Regions from separate parts of the Mus musculus genome. Here region 1 is linked to region 2. Evidence: chromatin contacts called from ENCODE POLR2A ChIA-PET data. All regions are on one chromosome and are shown on one strand. Each heading gives the region's core, a stretch centred on a gene start or an enhancer-like site at or near the end of the contact. The rest is flanking DNA. Distances are from core to core; before and after follow the strand shown. Region 1 overlaps a (nonagouti). Region 2 holds the start of Dynlrb1 (dynein light chain roadblock-type 1).

Region 1 (2,700 bases), core at 143-2,642, 190 kb after region 2:
GCTATCTAAAATTTTGTGTCTTTGGGAGTCTAAGCTCAAGATTTTTAGAATTAAAAAAAAAAAGGCTGGGACTACTGCCTGGCGTAAGAAAAACTCTCAGGTCCAAACATCCGTGTGCCCTTGTGACTAAAAGAGGAGTGGGTTTGGGTGGTGACTTTGATTGAGAGCCTCTTAAAAGTTCTGGAATCCTCAACCCAAATCCTTTTGGATTTAGAAAGCCATTGCAAATGCACGGTCCCGCCTCCCCTCGCCCACCCGGCTGAGACTGCTAATGGAATTCTGAACATCTTAAGATTTTTGTGCTCCCGCTTAAGAGAATGGGTGAAAAGACTGGAAGGTGGTTCCCTAATGGCTTCTTTCCCTTAGTTTGGAGGCAGCCTAGACACTGGCAGACTGGAAGGAACTGCCAACATTGTGCCCATCCCTAAGATGCAGCAACAGCAACCACGCGAGCAGCTGTAGGCGCTATGTAGTTTCCCTATGGGCAAGAGTGGCTGGCGCGTGCGCAGACTGCGGGGTATCCGCAAGGACCAGACTCTATAATGGAAAGCGGCCGGAAGCTTTCGGCTTTTAAAAGAAATAGTCACACTTCCTCGGCAGCCTAAAAATATTATTGTATTCTGATTTTAGCTTCCACTAGGTTTCCTAGAAAACCGGTTTTTTGAAAGCGCCCACAAGTCACAACCACTGACCACGCCCACCCACAAGCCCCACCCACAGAGACCCGCCCCTCAGCCTAGAAGCGCGGGACCCTGAAGCCCCGCCCAATCACCCGTTCCCGAAGCTGCGCGCGCAGCGAAGAAGCTGCGTCAGCAGTTGGGGTTGAGTACTCGACAGGTGCAGGCGCTGCCGAAGAAACGGCACTGGCAGGAGGCGCACGGGTCGCAGCAGGCGGGTGCGGGTGGCTTGCAGCTGTCGCGGGTGGCCACGCAGGGCGAAGGTGGCGGGGGCCTTGCCACCTTCTTCATCGAAGCCTTTTTCTGTAGGAGAGACGTTGAGGACTACTGAACGGGCTACGCCATCCTGCGATGCTCATGTACTGTGGAGGTCCAGGACCAGAGACCTCTGCCCCCCTTTTTTTTCATGCACACAGGGCATCCCAGTGGGTCCTTGCCCTCCACCCCAACCTGCACATCGCCTTCATCTTCAAGCTTACCTAGCTCTGACCTGGCCCTTTTCTTAGGCCCCACTTAGCCCCAATTTTAAACAACCTTCCGGTTTGAAGCCTGTCACCATCCGTGTTATCCATTGCCCCTGGGTTAGGCCACTCACTGTCTTCTTTCCCTTAGCCACCCTGTCCTCTAGAGTTAACATCCTCCAGTGGCCAAAGAAGGCCCTTCCTATGACCTCATCGTCCGCTTAAGGGCTCCCAGTGATTTCTCTAGGGAGAAACAAACTTCCTTTTGGCCCTGGAGGACTCCTGTGTTTGGCATCTGTCCTTTGGGCTAGCTACCCCATAGCCTAGAGACATTCTAGCACTGGTAGTCAGGTCCTGTGTGCTGAGGAACCGAGTTTTCTATTTAAGTGTAACGTAAACATATATTTTCCTGTTAAACATAAATACTAGGTCCACATTTAGCGTTGGAATTGATGTGTGCAGTGACAGCTATTTACCAGATTTTAAAGACTGCACAAAAGTAACTTTAAAAAAATTTTTAGATGTTGAAATAGTAATACTTTATACCGAGTTTTAAATATTGTTAGTCTTTTAAGGCAGCTATTAGAAAATACAAAATTATACATTTATGGCTTATACTGTGTTTCTACTGGACATTGCTCTAGATTACTAATTTTTTTTGTTTAATGCTACTTCTCTAGGCTTTCCCCATGCTTTAATTCCTTTACAGTATGTATCATATAAGACTTTAGATTTCTTTATTGATTTACTTGAAGGCTGGTTTCCCCACTCAGACGTAAGCTCCACACAGCTATAATCTCTTGTTTACTGCTGTATTGCCAGCACCTAGCATGTATATGTATTTTGTTCAGTGCTCCCTGCTTTGGTTATAGTTGATCCAATTAATTGAGCCACACTACACAGGAATAGTATGTGCATTTCAACAATGCCTCAATCTGCTATTTATCAGAGTGTAGGAACCTGTATTATCGTAGTATGATTTTAGGTATAGGTACAAAAACATGAAATGGTCCTCAGTCAGCGAGAAAGCATTCTTTTTTCTGTCTGTTTCGGTTTGGAAGGCTCTGTTTGGTCCTAGCATGTCCTTAATTGCTTTTTTCAAGGCATTCTAACTGCCTTTTAACAAAGTGTGTTTTAGTAGCCTGTTTCAACTTGTGGGTCAAGAACCCCTACGGGGTCCTAATAACCCTTTCACAGGGGTTGCCTAAGACCACCGGAAAACACAGATATTTGCATTATAATTCATAACAGTAACAAAATCACAGTTATGAAGTAGTAATTAAAATAATTTTAAGGTTGGAGTCACCACAACATAAGGAACTGTATTAAAGGGTTAAGGAGCCTCTAGCACATATTAACATCCAGCTGACTTTAACATGGTATTTATTATTAATTATTAATTATTTGCCATAGTGGGAATTGAACCCAGGGCTTTGTGTGTTACAGGCAAGCTTTAGTACCCCACTATATCCCCTCATTTAACAATATTCATTTTGTGAGAGCATCTCAATTTGCTTAGGTGGTCGTTGAATTTGCTGCAAAGCTCCAGCAGCCCTTGAACT
Region 2 (2,700 bases), core at 14-2,513:
GGGAAGGCCTTCCCATCCTAGCTCAATGGTCCTGATGAAGGAAAAGGGGGGCAAAAAAACCCCACCAATGCCTGGACAGGAAAACCTACCAATCCCAGAGCTCCCCCAAATCCCAACCAATTCTCACTCTGGAAATCTCTGCCCTGAGAAGCTCTGCCACCTAAGAAATCCTACTTAAGACTTCTTCTTTGTTTGGTGTCCTGCTGCCCACTTCCCAGAGCAGAGACAGCCACCCCAGGATTCATCCCTCCACACCCTGGATTTGTCCCTGCAATGAGACTCCTGAACTACCCGGCTCAGCTGGGGATACCCTCCCTGCTGTTGAGGAGACTTCCTCTCAGAGTTGTGTGCTTCCTGGCCCCGTGTCTCAGTATGCCCTTCCATGGGACACCTTCTCCCCTCAGAGCTGTGTGGTTCCTGGGCTTCCGTGGAGTGCCCACGAAACCCTTCTTTAGCAGCAGGAACACTTAACAATACATACAAGCAAAACACTACTTATATACATAAAATATTTAACTTTAAAAACAAAAATAGCTTGGGCGTTTTATATCCTAAGCTGCCCTCCAACTTCAAATCCTTTTGCTTTTGCCTTCGCCTTCCCAGAGCTGGAATTGCAAGCGTGCATCCGTTGTAAATAAAATTCTGAGGTTTGGTTTAACGACGGAAAAGGCCTTATAAATTCTGTACACTTGTGAGGGTTGAAAGCACCACCCTGACCCCCGTGGGGTGGACCTCGCCGGTACCTGACCCCAACGCCAAACTGAACCCACAGGCAGCAGTCAAGCCTGCAGAGTTCGAATCCCGGGGATCGCTGCCTTAGGATTCCAAGTGTGAAGATGGCCCTAATGGCCGTACCTACTTCCCAGAGCGGAGGAGGAAAGGCCATGCACGTAAGCGCTTACGCCCAGGGTGCCTGCCATATGCCGGACTTCAGAAAACGTCGCAGCCCGGCCGGGGTCTCCCAACACTGACCAAAAAGCAAAACTGTACTCGAGCCGGAGGGCGGGCCTCCGGGGCGACCCCTCACAGACCAGCTTCCGGTCGCTCCGCCTCGGCTGGGACTAAAGGCCCGCATCCCCGGGTCCCGCGGGGCGACGCCCAACGACCAGAACCCCTACCGGGGGATGGTCACGCCGGGTGGCCGCAGCCCGCTACCGCCGCCTTGGGTGGACACTCACCATCTCGGACGGATCCTGCAGCTCCGAATCGCCAACACTTAGCCGCGTTCCCCGCCCTTCTGAGCCTGCGCACAGTCCTTTGTGGAGACGGACAGATCGAGCAGCCTATCAGGAGCCAGCAGTGATGGGCGGGCTGACGGGAGTCAACGAAGCAAGGACTCAACCCTTTGGGAAAGAAGGAAGCTGCTGTGGAGAATTTCCTCTCCATCGGTGAGGACGAGTTGTCATGTCTTGGCGTGTTTTCAGTATTCAATCCAGGTCCCTGGGCTGAGGCCAACTGTTGCTGAACTAATTCCCTTTGGCCCAGATTGAGGCAGAGAGCAGGAACCTAAATGAGCTGAGGACATGGGCAGCCCCGAGGTTGGGCATCTCATGAACAAGCTCTGGGATGAATTAGTCAAGGCTGTCCTGGGCGTGTAAGATGTGGGGTCGCGAGCTCCACCGCATGCCTGTGTTTCTTGAAAGAAACTTTTTTTTTTTTTTTTTTTTTTTTACTTCTTTGCCCTGCCAGTTTCTCACCTCTTTAGAGGACCAGTTCTCCCAAAGACCTGTCTTGTCCTCTGGTCATTGTGTACTCTTGCAGGCTATGAAAAATATCCGGGTTTCTAGCAGAAAACCTAGCTTAAAACACTGGCATGTAACGAACCTTTGTCGCAGGAAAGTCGCATAGCTTACTTCAATAGCCTCACTGTGTGATTGGCACCTCCACTTTCTTCACGAACGTTTCTTCCCGCAATGGGACTTGCTGACACCAAGCCTGATGATCTGCTTCCAGAGTTTCATGGCAAGTACCTTTTCCTCAGTGAGGTTTGCATTAAGAGTGCAGCAGGCATCACTAAATCAGACCAAGGATAACGGTATCTGTATTGATGTCCTGTGCACCTAGTATGATGGACTAAGGGAACATGACCTCCCTGGCATTTGCCACTAAAATCCAATCTTAAGAAAATTAAACCCATATTGAGGGATATTCTCTAAGGCAATCGTCTTCAACCCTCCTAATACTCTGATTTTTATTTATTTATTTATTTATTTATTTTTGTTTTTCGAGACAGGGTTTCTCTGTATAGCCCTGGCTGTCCTGGACCTCACTTTGTAGACCAGGCTGGCCTCGAACTCAGAAATCCACCTGCCTCTGCCTCCGGAGTGCTGTGATTAAAGGCGTGCGCCACCACGCCCGGCATACTCTGACCTTTTAATTCAGTTCCTCAGGTTGTGGTGACCCCCAACCATACAATGATTTCGTAGCTACTTCATGACTAATTTTGTTACTGTTATGAGTTGTAATATAAATATCTGATATTCAGGATATCTGATATGCTACCCCAAAGGGGTCATGACCCACCCACATGTTGAGAACCACTGCTCCATGGCATTGAACAGCACTCTCTCCAAAAGGATGTACTGGGCTGAGGAGGATCTCAAAGTCAATCAGGTCTGGTTGGCACACAGCTGTAATCTCAGCACCTGGAAGGCTGAAGCAGGATAGCAGGTTCTAGGCCAGCTTGAGCTTCACAGATGG

Evidence for each region. ChIA-PET counts read pairs that join two places held with the same protein, here RNA polymerase II (POLR2A).
Region 1: POLR2A ChIA-PET joins it to region 2 with 10 read pairs in embryonic stem cell. The contact joins the enhancer-like site here to the promoter of Dynlrb1 in region 2. POLR2A ChIA-PET finds 5 or more read pairs at or near these places in 3 of 5 experiments (Patski and embryonic stem cell).

The regions. Positions count from the first base shown.
Region 1 is chr2:155,048,908-155,051,607 of GRCm38, reverse strand. a (nonagouti) reads right to left here. Exons shown (of 4, transcript NM_015770.3): 4 at 596-980. The coding sequence ends at 810. Among named protein-coding and RNA genes, the nearest start is that of Gm39965, 4.6 kb to the right of the region's middle. Within about 2 kb of position 1,392, at least 1 of the 3 ENCODE cell types and tissues checked has a DNase peak (open chromatin) inside an H3K27ac peak, as active enhancers do.
Region 2 is chr2:155,235,096-155,237,795 of GRCm38, reverse strand. Dynlrb1 (dynein light chain roadblock-type 1) reads right to left here and starts at 1,263. Exons shown (of 4, transcript NM_025947.3): 1 at 1,179-1,263. The coding sequence starts at 1,181. It overlaps Gm52565 (a long non-coding RNA gene), which reads left to right and starts at 1,293. Exons shown (of 2, transcript XR_003954076.1): 1 at 1,293-1,388.